Linked DNA regions of Homo sapiens: region 2 is linked to region 1. The links are chromatin contacts, found by Hi-C or POLR2A ChIA-PET in ENCODE. All regions are on one chromosome and are shown on one strand. Each heading gives the region's core, a stretch centred on a gene start or an enhancer-like site at or near the end of the contact. The rest is flanking DNA. Distances are from core to core; before and after follow the strand shown.

The links. A loop is a pair of places that touch in the nucleus more often than their neighbours do. ChIA-PET counts read pairs that join two places held with the same protein, here RNA polymerase II (POLR2A). Pooled maps may share reads with other maps.
Region 2: a pooled map shows a loop between it and region 1 (3-fold over the local background). The contact joins two enhancer-like sites. A Hi-C loop is called at or near these places in 6 of 50 pooled maps. POLR2A ChIA-PET finds 5 or more read pairs at or near these places in 5 of 52 experiments (MCF 10A, OCI-LY7, PC-9 and 2 more).

The regions. Positions count from the first base shown.
Region 1 is chr4:83,386,476-83,392,651 of GRCh38, reverse strand. No RefSeq gene overlaps it. Among named protein-coding and RNA genes, the nearest start is that of HPSE, 55 kb to the right of the region's middle. RefSeq lists enhancers at 1,748-2,565, 3,051-4,250. Within about 2 kb of position 3,216, at least 2 of the 41 ENCODE cell types and tissues checked have a DNase peak (open chromatin) inside an H3K27ac peak, as active enhancers do.
Region 2 is chr4:83,347,815-83,353,990 of GRCh38, reverse strand. No RefSeq gene overlaps it. Among named protein-coding and RNA genes, the nearest start is that of HPSE, 16 kb to the right of the region's middle. Within about 2 kb of position 3,635, at least 4 of the 41 ENCODE cell types and tissues checked have a DNase peak (open chromatin) inside an H3K27ac peak, as active enhancers do.

The sequences.
Region 1 (6,176 bases), core at 1,967-4,466:
ATGGAAAACCACCATTCTGGAAGGTTCCTTCTGGATCTTAGCACATGAGTAATCTAAGTTAAATACCCATGACAGGATTATTTTATATTCCTGAAAACTATATGGAAGTTAACTGTGGCGGGGCGTGGTGGCTCACGCCTGTAATCCCAACACTTTGGGAGCCTGAGGCGGGCAGTTCACAAAGTCAGGAGTTCGAGACCAGCCTGGGCAACATAGTGAAATCCCATCTCCACTAAAAAATACAAAAAATTAGCTGGGCATGGTGGCAGGCGCCTGTAATCCCAGCGACTAGGGAGGCTGAGGCAGGAGAATGGCTTGAACCTGGGAGGCAGAGGTTGCAGTGACCCAAGATCATGCCACTGCACTCCAGCCTGGGTGACAGAGACTCCATCTCAAAAAAAAAAAAAAAAAAGAAGAAGTTTACTGTGATGGATACCTAACATATTTATTGATTGCACTTTTCTCCAGTGAAAAGATTTTATTTATAGTATTAGTATTATTTATTTATAGTATTATAACAGTTTAAGTAAAATGTAAAAGTCCTATCCTTAGTTGATTAAAACAGAACAACAAAGATCCAATTAACACAGAAGTTTGAATTACTAACTGCAGAGGAGTTTTTATGAGCCATCTAGTTAGTCTCTAACACTTTCCCAAACCTTTCTTCTCTTTTTAAAATGGGTAGAAAGGATAGTATCATAAGAAAGATATGCATAAAGTTATGAAAATGTAGGCTAACAGCAATGAGAGTGTAAAGAACTAGCTATTATAATGCCAAATGCTAAACGTTTTTCCTTTGTGGTAAAATATAATATTACTGTATGATCACACATAAAATTGGAAAAAAAATCCATAGGCAATAGACTACTTACTCCATACAAAGTGCAGCAACACTAGTTTGATTTTGCATAAATTTGTAAGCATTTTGAGAGTTGTAATAAAAGTTTAATGTCCATCCTAGAAATGATGAAGGGATTCAACATCATTTTACTGAAATTTGTCAAAGCCATTGAAAGCTCATTTAAAATATTTAAGTGCATTTTACCGAATAGTTTCAACATACTAGCCTGATACTAGTAGAAGGCAGGAGGTGGAATACTTGGTCCTTATTTCTTTTAGGAGTAGTGAAATTTTGTTACCCAGGGTAACAAAACGAGATGTAGAGTATGCAAGATAAATGTTCTAGGCACCAGAGTGAGCAAAGTGGGAGGTAGAGTCTGGGAAGGAACTGTGGTAGAAGAGGACCATGAACTAGATGCTAAAAGGACAGGAGAATTGGGGATGTCAGAGAGAAGGCATTTGGGGGAGCAAGAGCACAGGTACTCTTCCAGCTGAGGCGTACAAAGAAGAGGCTATGAGCTGCACCATCTGTATACTGGAGCTCTTAAAGCAGTAACGAGAAACCAAATGAGCAGCAGCACGTCGTTTGTGCTGAGCCAGCACTACTTTCTCATCTGGTCTCCCTTGTGATCAATGGACGCCATGTGTGAAACGCCTGACAGAGGTGTGCACATGCCACTGCAATATGGGCAGAGCCATCTGGAGGTCAAGTTCATAATAACCTTGGTCTTCTTAGCTCCATGGTCTGTCTGTCTAAACTAATCCCTGCTCCCTATGACAAAAAGAAAATGTATCTGACCTTTGTCAAAGACAAAGTCAGACACTAGTAAAGTACTAAAATAGACATTATTCTGTCATAACCACTGCAATAGGGAAGCGATACAGTGTGAACTGAGCTTACTTTGATTGTGCAGAGTTGACTGGGTGTTTGAAAGGGAGAATGAGGGAGTAGGATGGGAGAACCAGACCGAGCTTGAGCAGGGACTGGGTTTGTTGATTGGTGCTTATGTGGAAGAAAAGCAGATTTCCCCTCACATCTTTATGACAGGAGATAGTGCTGCTAGTTAGAGCGCAGTGGTCACCCTACTGGGAGATGTGGTAAGGAGAGCAGAGTTATTTCCCTGAATTTTTGCATTTCAAAGAGATGGCCAGCAGGCGCAGTGGCTCACGCCAGTAATCCCACCACTTTGGGAGGTCTGGGCGGCCGGATCACTGGAGGTCATTCGGAATTTGAGATCAGCCTGGCCAACATGGTAAAACCCCGTCTCTACTAAAAATACAAAAATTAGCCAGATATAGCGGCAGGAGCCTGTAATCCCAGCTACCCAGGAGTCTGAGGCAGGAGAATCACTTCAACCATCTCAAAAAAAAAAAAAGGAATGGCCCTCAGGTTCTCGAGGAGACAGTTCTGGATAGTGGAAATCAACATCACAAAGAGGGAGAGAAAGCATCTACACTTGCAAACTTTCTAAAGGTACTGCTCTAAGGCAGGCAGGTGAAGGGGCCTATCTGTCTATTACCAGGTTTGGGCTGGAACAAACAGTAATTCTCCAGCAGCCTTGAGCATTCCCAGGCAGGAACTTTAAGGGGAGTGAGGGGTCATCCTAGGGGTTCAGCCTTAACTGTTAGAGACTATATTACTGGTGGTTCGAGTCTTTTAGTGGGGAAGAGAGAGTGTGGATGAAATCATTTGTTCTGAGAGTCTGTAGTTTTTACAGGCCAAAGTTGAGGCCTCATCAAAAAGAGGACTCAGAGGAGTCTTTCTAAAGTTTGAGCCGGGCATGGTGGCTCACGTCTATAATCCCAGAACGTTGGGAGGGTGAGGTGGCAGGATCACTTGAGCTCAGGAGATTCACGCTGCAGTGAGATATGATCATGCCATTGCACTCCAGCCTGGCAACAGACTGAGGCCCTGTATCTATTTTTAAAACATAAAGTAATAAATAAACTTTGGTCAAGAAGAGAGTTTTTGTCGCCCTCCAATATTTGTTCAAAATGCTCCACTTAGCTCGTTTTTTAAAATACCATCACTAAGCTTGACATTTGGTTGTTATAAAACCTGGGTCTTGGTCTTTAACTTAATTTTAGTTCTTGGGTTTTTCTCAGTATGATCACAGGGGAGTAGAAAGAGGGTTTTAACATAAGTTATTTCAGCCCTTTGCATAGCTCTTAAGTTCAGCTTTCAAGACTCCAGCTGCAGGAGGAAGCCTTTAGAAACTGGAATGACCTTGAAAAGCTTCTTCCACCCATCGCCTGGGCCTGAGCAGGTGCAATTCAAAATGACCTCAAGGGGGGAGTTGAGCTTTTATAGGCAACAGGCTGCACTTTAGTTGTCCCAGCCTGTGCAGACATACTAAATCAAAATTAACTGTTAATGATGGTGGTGTCAGTACCACTCTGCTGGGGAAACTAAAAGGCAGAGAAACGAGGCTCTAACAGCTGTCAGTAATTGGGTCACTGCCTTCCCCTGAGCACTGGCTGCCTACACTTTTGCCAGCACCTACTATCATTAATGGCCCTGCTGCCAAAAAGACTTACCTTTGCCAAGATGTTGGGCTGGATGAACACGTGTTCTTTCAGGAGAAGCCGAAAGTCCTTGAGAGAAGCACAAAAGCAGGACATGAGTCCACACAGAAAAATGTGAGAAAGGTCTGATGCATCACTAAATAGTGCCGTGGGCAGAACACGCTAACAGTGGCTGCATCCGCACTTTTGTTACTGTGGGCAGAGTGAACGGCAGGTGGAGGCTGGCTTCCCTACAAGTTTCATGTGTCCTTTTTTGTTGTCTTTTCCTGAAAAATGAGCAGACACTGTCAAAACTTCTTTATTATCAATTCAGCAATGAGAAAAAGTCTTTCCCATTATTTATTCCAAATGCGTAATTGGCATGTTACTGATTCATAATGGCGAGTGGTTTCATCCATAAATAATGATCAATTGAGTTCCTGTGTCTGATACAGACCACTAAGCAGACTAAGATCAGAGAAACCCACTCAATATTTCGCTTTTCCTTAGTGAATGTCAATGATCTGTTGAATGAGAAGCTTGAATCCCACCCTTGGTAACAGATGTCCTGGCTGGTCTCTGCTAGAATTGCAGATAAATTGTTCCACAGGTAATTCAAGTGGCTTGGAAGGAAATGAGTTCCACTCCTTATCCCTGGGAACACTCGCCACATCTATACTGTGAATTAAGAAGCTTCAGAGTGTTATTGGGGTGTTTTATTTAAGCACCTCAGTTTGGTGTTACTTACAAACCAATGTAAGTTAGTAGTTACATGTATGCGACTATGGAGGGCGGTGGAGTTCTCTCAGATTAAAAGCTCTTCTTGCTTTTCAGGCAGTACCATCAAAGTGGCAATTCAAGGAAACCCGGAAGTGAACTGCTGGGCTTGCTGTCTGGGGGTAGGCAGTGTTTCCTGCATGGTGGAGTACTCCAAAAGGGGCAACTGTGGAGCTACATCACTGGTGACCACAGAAAAAGAAATGGGATGGCTGTTTATTTGTTCTCAGAACCATCCCCTGCTCTTTTCTTCTCAGAATTGTAGGGGCCAGAGCCTGGACATTTCCATTTCCCAGTCTTCCTTGTTGACCTGGTGCTCAGTTAGGTTTATTCTGTGGGAACCCACTTGGAGCTCCAGAGCTGGTATTGTGAAAGATGTCAGAGTCAAAATGGAGTCACTGATGTTAAGAAAACCCTGACAATAGAGCCAGGGAAGGCCATGAAGAGAGGGTTTCATGCTTGTATGCCTGATCATGAAAAAGACTCTACAACAAAACACAACTTTGTACATAAAATACTTCTGCAAGGACTTCTGCCCAGCAACTGCCAGTCCAACCTTGGACTGGTGCCACCATTATTATTGATCTTCATAGCCAAGGATAATTATTTCAAAACAATTACATAATCCTCATTTTTTCCTTTGAAAACCTTTGTGTTCCTTCACCTCCCTAAATATGCACATAGTTTACTACGGTATGTGCATTCCTATTGCAATGTTCCATTCCCAAATAAACATCTTTTCTTTTAGAGAGCCTCTCTCTGTCATTTAGGTGGAAAATATAAAGATTATTTTAAGCTGAAGACATTTGAGATTCAACAGATACAGAAAGGAGCCCTCTCAGAGCTTCGTTTCTCTGACAAAAAGCAGAAACTTCTAAATGAGGGTGCCATAAATTTCCTCTTTGAAGCAGATTTTCTCCCATGAGAGAGACCAAGAGTTAACCTACCATAAATCCCCTCTTCAGTGTGGTTTCATGGCCAGAAAGAAGACAGAAAGACTACTTACAAACGAACATTATTAAAAACTTTCTTTTCTCCTGTTTTTTTTCCCCTAAAAACCTATTTGTCTTTCCTAAAGAAATCTATTTGTTCTTTCATGAGGAGACTTTTCTCCTTTCTCCCTTTCACCTATGAAGTTAGGAATGTAAGCCCCAAATTCCAACCACCACACCACACCCAGTGACTCCTCACTGAGCACTCATGTGTGCATTGCACACACAAACTGTCTTTTCTCCTGTGACTCTGTCTTTTGTCTGTTAAATTGACAGGCCCTGAGCTACCGAATGTAAGATAGTAAAGGAAAAGTTTTTCCTTCTCAATAGGCCAGTGGGAGGCACTGGCGGGAGATCTGGCAGCATCTCCAGCTGCGTCTCCTCTAAGGTCCCAGCTTTTTTGAGGCAGCCTCTCTGCAGCCTCAGCTCCTTGGGCAGGCTCCAAAGTGGTTAACTCCCACCAATGGTGGTGGTTCTGGCTCCTGGCTTCCCAATACCACCTTTTCTTTTGTTCTTTCTAGTCCTGTGGGTAGTAGTAGCCTCTTGCTGTTGCTAATATCTGGCTTGCCTCCTTGTCCTTTGTTTGACTTTTCAATTCTCTCAAGACTTTTGTATTTGGTTCCCTATATCAAATTCCCTCAACAAAATTATCTGAGATGGGCTCTGTTTTCCAAACAGGACACTCTCTGATAAAAGAGGTAGGCATGGCTTGGTCTTCCTCATCACTATCAGGGACTTTCCAATGCCAGTCTTCCTTAAATTCTTTATAGGAACAGGAAATTGGTTAGTGTTTGGGGGATATAGAGAAGAAAATCTTTTTCCTTCTATCCTCCTAGCTTCAATGGCTGAGGCCCGCAAATCAAACTGATAAAGGCAGGTGAACAAGAAAGAAAACACAGTTTAATTTATATATGTACAAATGAGAGAAAATGTGACTCAAGGAGGTAGCCAGATGCTTGATGCTTTTACACAGACTAAGCTACACAAATAAAAGGGTCTTTGGGCTTCTGAGCAGAGGAAGCAAGTTATGGGTAGGTGAGGGGAGAAATGTAAGGTAAAGAA
Region 2 (6,176 bases), core at 2,386-4,885, 39 kb after region 1:
GACGTGGAGAAAATAGAACCCTCATATATTGCTGATGGGATTATAACATGGTATAGTCACTGTAGAAAACAGGTTGATATTTCTTCAAAATGTTAAACGTAGAGTTATATGACTTGGCAATTCCACTCCTAGGTATATATCCAAAAGAATTGAAAATCTTGTACATGAATGTTCATAGGAGTATTACACATAATAGCCAAAGAGCAGAAGCAGCACAAATGTCCATCAACTGATAAATTGACAAATACAAGTGGTATATCCATATAAATGGAATATTATTCAGCCACAAAAAGGAATAAAGTACTGGTTTATGCTATAACATAGCATAACCTTGAAAACATTGTGCAAAGTGAAAGAAGCCAGACACAAAATGATACATATTGTATGAAATGTCCAGAATAGGCAAATCCATAAAGACAGAAGGTAGATAGCAAGTAAGAATTACTGCTAATGGATATGGAGTTTCTCTTTGGAGTGATGAGAATGTTACGGAATTAGATAGTATTGATGGTTGCACAACCTTGTGAATATACTAAAACCCCTGAATTGTACACTTTAAAATGGTGAATTTATGCTATGAGAATTGTATCTCAATTTAAAAAAATAAGATAGATTGATGAATAGAGAGAGGGATGATTGAATGGATAGACACATAGTTAATTGTAGAATCTAGGTGGTGGTTACAAACTTTTATGTATGTTTACAATTTTTATTATAATAAGAGGATAGAAATGATAGAAAACTTAAAATGTTTCCCTGTTCTGCAGGGTTGTGTCTGAGTTCTGGGGCACTTGCACAGTGCTGAGGAGTGATGCATGTCAGGAGTGAGGCCAGGAGCAGGCAGATGACAGGAGGAAGTGATCTTCCACTCATCTGTCCACCCAGGTATCACCTGGAACATCTATTGGTCCACCTGCCCCTCGGCCATCGGCAAGCCCTTTCTGTCAATTGCAGCTTCATCACTATTTTACAATATGTAATGTGAAAATGTTCAATTGTATCTAAAATTCATTTACTTTATCACAAAAAATTTCAACATTGTCTTTTTTAAGATTTGACTCTGGGTCAACATTATCTTTCTCATGAAAGAAAGGAATTGCTGTGAGATTCTTTTAATAAATACAACTGTTAAAATTTTTTAAATTGTTTATTACCTACTTGCATGAGCAAAGTTTTTATTAGGAATTTGAAGAGATTATTGAAAATCATTAATTAAGATGGTGGACAGACATTTCAAATACACTGAATATTAAATAGTTATGTTCTAGCCAGACATGGTGGCTCACACTTGTAATCCCAATACTTTGAGAGGCCGAGACAGGAGGATTGCTTCAGCCCAGGAGTTGGAGACCAGCTTGGGCAACATAACAAGACCCTGTCTCTACAAAAAAATTTTAAACTTAGCAGGGCATGATGATGTGCACCTGTAGTCCCAGTTACTTGGGAGGCTGAGGCAGAAGGATTGATTGAGCCTGGGAGATTGAGGCTGCAGTGAGCCATGATTGCACCACTGCACTCCAGCTTGGGTGACACTGTGAGACCTTGTCTCAAAAAAAAAAATGTTATCTTCATGAATTCAAGCTTTGATTAAGAAAATGTAAGAAACAGCATTTGGAGGTTGTTTACAAATAAAATATTTAGCAAACGTGTGGCCTGTATTTTATGCTTCTTATCATAATTATATAACATACAAAATGTATTTTACACCAAGGGTGTGCGGATTCCCTCGAAAGCATCAGCTTTCCCAGAGTGCTCTACAAATGCTGTCATTTTCTATGTGTGTCAAGGTGTGCAGTAGGTTAGGAAACTGCACCGTGGTGAGGTGTTAACTCTGAGGCACCTCACAGAATCTTAATGGATTTAGGTTTAGGCTTTTGAAAATAAAAGCTTGTTCTCTGCTTTTTTTTTGCCCCGCTGTGTCACATCCTACATTTGAAACAATGAGCCAAGCTTGCTACTTGTTCAAAAAAGAAGACTAGAAAGAAAAAAGGGACATAGAGTAACATCTCTAAAACAATTCCTAAGATGTGGTCCACAGACCTCCTAAGAGTCTGGAGACCCCTGCAAGGGGTCTGTGAAGTCAAAACTCTTTTCATAATAATATTAAAATGTCATTTGTTCCTTTCACCCTCATTCTCTCCTGAGAGGACAGTGCGATTTTCCAGACACTACATGATGTATTATGATGTAACAAATTTAATGTTGATATTCATGTAAGAATCCAGCCACCTTTTGTTAAGTGAGAATCCAGCCGCCTTTTGTTAAGTGAGACACTAAAGTGATTTGCAGATAAAACAATGCTACTTTTCTCGCTGATTTTCTTGTTTTAAACATAGTTTTTTTAATAAAAATATGCTATTTATATTAATATGAAATGTGTTTATGGCCAGGTGCAGTGGCTCATGCTTGTAATCCCACCACTTTGGAAGGACAAAGCAGGAGAATCACTTGAGGCCAGGAGTTCGAGACCAGCCTTGGCAACATAGCAAGACCCCCATTTCTACAAAAGATGTTTTTTAAAAATTAGCCAGGAGGAACAGAAAACCAAACATGGCATGTTCTCACTCATAAGTGGGAGCTGAACAATGAGGATACATGGACACAGGGAGATATCACACTCCGGTACCTGTCGGGGGGTGTGGGAGCTAGGGGAGGGAGAGCATTAGGACAAATACCTAATGCATGCGGAGCTTAAAACCTAGATGACAGGTTGATAGATGCAGCAAACCACCATGGCACATGTATATCTATGCAACAAACCTGCATGTTCTACACATGTGTCCCAGAACTTTAAAGTAAAATAATAAATACATAAATAAGCCAGGTGTGATGGTACTTGACAGCAGTCCTAGCTACTTGGAAGGCTGAGGTGAGAGGATTGCTTGAGCCCAAGAGTTTGAGGTTACAGTGAGTTATGATCATGCCACTGACCTTCAGCCTGGGTAACAGAACAAGATCCTGTCTCTAAAAGAAAAAAAGTATTTGTTATAGTTACTCTTAATTATTTAACAAATATTTTTTAAATGTCTCAGTTTTAATTTTTAGTGCATCAAATATTGCAGATGTAACCCATGTGAAAAAAACTCTTTGGAATCCCCAGTAATTTGTAATAGTGTAAATGGTTCCTGGGATCAGAAATTTTGAGAACTGCTGCCAAAGTTTTACGCTGCCACACATCTAATATGTAAAAAACTCTGCAGCTATTAAAATGGAGCATGAAAACATGTTTATTACAGTGAAAAGATATCCTTTTCAATTATTAAGTGGGTATAGTGTGATCTCATATTTAATTGAAATAAATATGTGTGTTTGTGTATGTATGTGTCTATTCATAGGGAAAAAAGTATGGAAGAACACATACCAATAATGCTAATTATTTCTAGCCTGTAAGATTATGACAATATTTACTTTATTCTCTATTCCTTTGCTATGTATACTAAATTTTAAAGCTTTTAAAAATCGTGGTAAAAAACACATAAAATTCACCATCTTAACCGTTTCCAAGTGAACAATCTAGTAGTGCTAAGTATATTCACGTGACTGTGAAACAGATCTACAAAACTTTTTATCTCGTAAAACTGAAACTCTATAACCATTGAAAAACAACTCCCCTTTTTGCCCTCCCCCTCATGCCTGGAAATCACTGTTTTACTTTCTGTTTCTATGTATTTGACTACTTTAGATACCTCATATAAATGGACTTAACAATACTTGTCTTTTTGTGACTGGTTTATTTCATTTAGCATAATATCCTCAGGGTAGTAGCATGTGTCAGAATTTCCTTCCTTTTTAAGACTGAATAATATTTTGTTGTGTGTACAAGAGGACTTCAAAAAGTTCTTGGGACCATGCGTGGTGGCTCACGCCTGTAATCCCAGCACTTTGGGAGGCCAAGGCAGGCACTTGAGGTCAGGAGTTCAAGACCAGCCTGGCCAACATGGTGAAACCCCGTCTCTACTAAAAATACAAAAATTAGCTGGGTGTGGTGGCATGCACCTGTACTTCCAGCTACTTGGGAGGCTGAGGCAGGAGAGTGGCTTGAATCCGGGAGGAGGAGGTTGCAGTGAGCCGAGATTATTTGATTAAAATACAAAAATAAAAAATGTAAACTTTGACTGGGCATGGTGGCTCACGCCTGTAACCCCAGCACTCTGGGAGGCCGAGGTGGGCAGATTGCTTGAGGTCAGGAGTTCAAGACCAGCCTGGCCAACATGGTGAAACCCTGTCTCTACGAAAAATACAAAAATTAGCCAAGCATGGTGGCATGCACCTATAATCCCAGCTACTCAGGAGGCTGAGGCAGGAGAATTGCTTGAACCCAGGAGGCGGAGGTTGTCATGAGCCGAGATCATGCCACTGTACTCCAGCCTAGGCGACAAAGTGAGACCGTGTCTCAAAAAACAAACAAACAAACAAACAAACAAAATATATATATATAAACTTTATTTCTGAACATAAGCTCCAGCAAAGATACCCTTCATTTAGTTTCTCCCTAAAGAACGGAGGGTCCTGGGAATGTAACCATGTCAATGCAGTCTTTTTAAAATTATTGACTGAAGAAAAATGGGTGCCCTTGAAAGATTTTTTAAGATTAGGAAACAAAAAGAAGTTAAAAGGTGCCAAACGGGACTTTAAGATGGATACCTAATGATTTCCCATAGAAGCTCTCACAAAATTACCCTTGTTTGATGAGAAAAATGAGTAGGAGGATGGTCATGGTGGAGAAGGACTCTGTGCTGAAGCTATCCCAGGCATTTTTCTGCTAAAGCTTTGGCTAATGTTCTCGAAACACTCTTATAATATGTAGATGTTATTGTTCTTTGGGCCTCCAGAAAGTCAATAAGCAAAATGCCTTGAGCATCCGCAGAAAAATGTCGCCATGACCTTTTGCTCTGGCCCAGTTCACTGTGCGTTGACTGGACCACTTCATCTCTTGGTAGCCATTGCTTTGATTGTGCTTTGTCTTCAGCCGTGTTCCATGTCCTGTTACAATTTTTCGAAGAAATGCCTCAGGATCTTGATCCCACTTGTTTAAAATTTCCATTGAAAGCTCTGCTCTTGCCTGCAGCTGGTTTATGTACACACCGAGTGGAAAGTTTGCTCAACTTTAATTTTTCAGTCAGAATTGTGTAAGCTGAACCAATTGAGATGTCTAATGGTGTTGGTTATTTCTCCTGCTATTGATCATCAGTCCTCTTCAGTTAAGACATGAACAAGGTTAATTTTCTTTTTTTGCAAATTGATGTGGATGGTCTGCCACTGTGGACTTAATATTCAACACTGTCTCAACCCTTCTTACAACAAGTAGTCCACTTGTAAACTGTTGATTTCTTTGGGTCATTGTCCTCATAAATATTTTGTAAAGCATCAATGATTTCACCATTCTTTTATCCAAGCTTCATCATAATTTTTTTTTTTTTTTTTGAGACAGAGTCTTGCTCTGTCACCCAGGCTGGAATGCAGTGGTACAATCTCAGGTCACTGCAACCTCCACCTCCTGGGTTCAAGCAATTCTCCTGCTTCAGCCTCCCAAGTAGCTGGGACTATAGGCGTGTGCTACTGTGCTTGGCTACTCTTTCTATTTTTAGTAGAGATGGGTTTTTGCCATGTTGGCCAGGCTGGTCTCACATGCCTGACCTGAAGTGATCCACCCACCTCAGCTTTCCAAAGTGCTGGGATTACAGGTGTGAGCCACTGCACCTGAGTCATACATTTTGTGTTTGTTCTTGTTTCAATTTTTGCAGAATTCATGTTGCTCTGATAGGGCTTGATATGGTCTGACTCTGTGTCCCCACCCAAATCTTATCTTGAATTGTAATCTGAATTGTAATCCTCTTGTGTTACAGGAGAGACCTCATTGGAGGTGATTTGATCATGGGGTGGTCCCCTCATGCTGCTGTTGTGATAGTGAGTGATTTCTCATGAGATCCCAATGGTTTTACATGGGGCTTTTCCCCTCTTTGCTCTGCACTTCTTTCTCTTGTCACCATGTGAAGAAGGATGTTTGCTTCCCCTTCTGCCATGATTGTAAGTTTCTTGAGGCCTCCCTGGTCATGCAGAACTGTGAGTCAATTAAACTACTTTTCTTTATGAATTACCCAGTCTTGGGTATGTCCTTATAGCAGCATGAGAATGGACTAATACAGTAAATTGATACCAAGGTAGTGTGGTCCTGC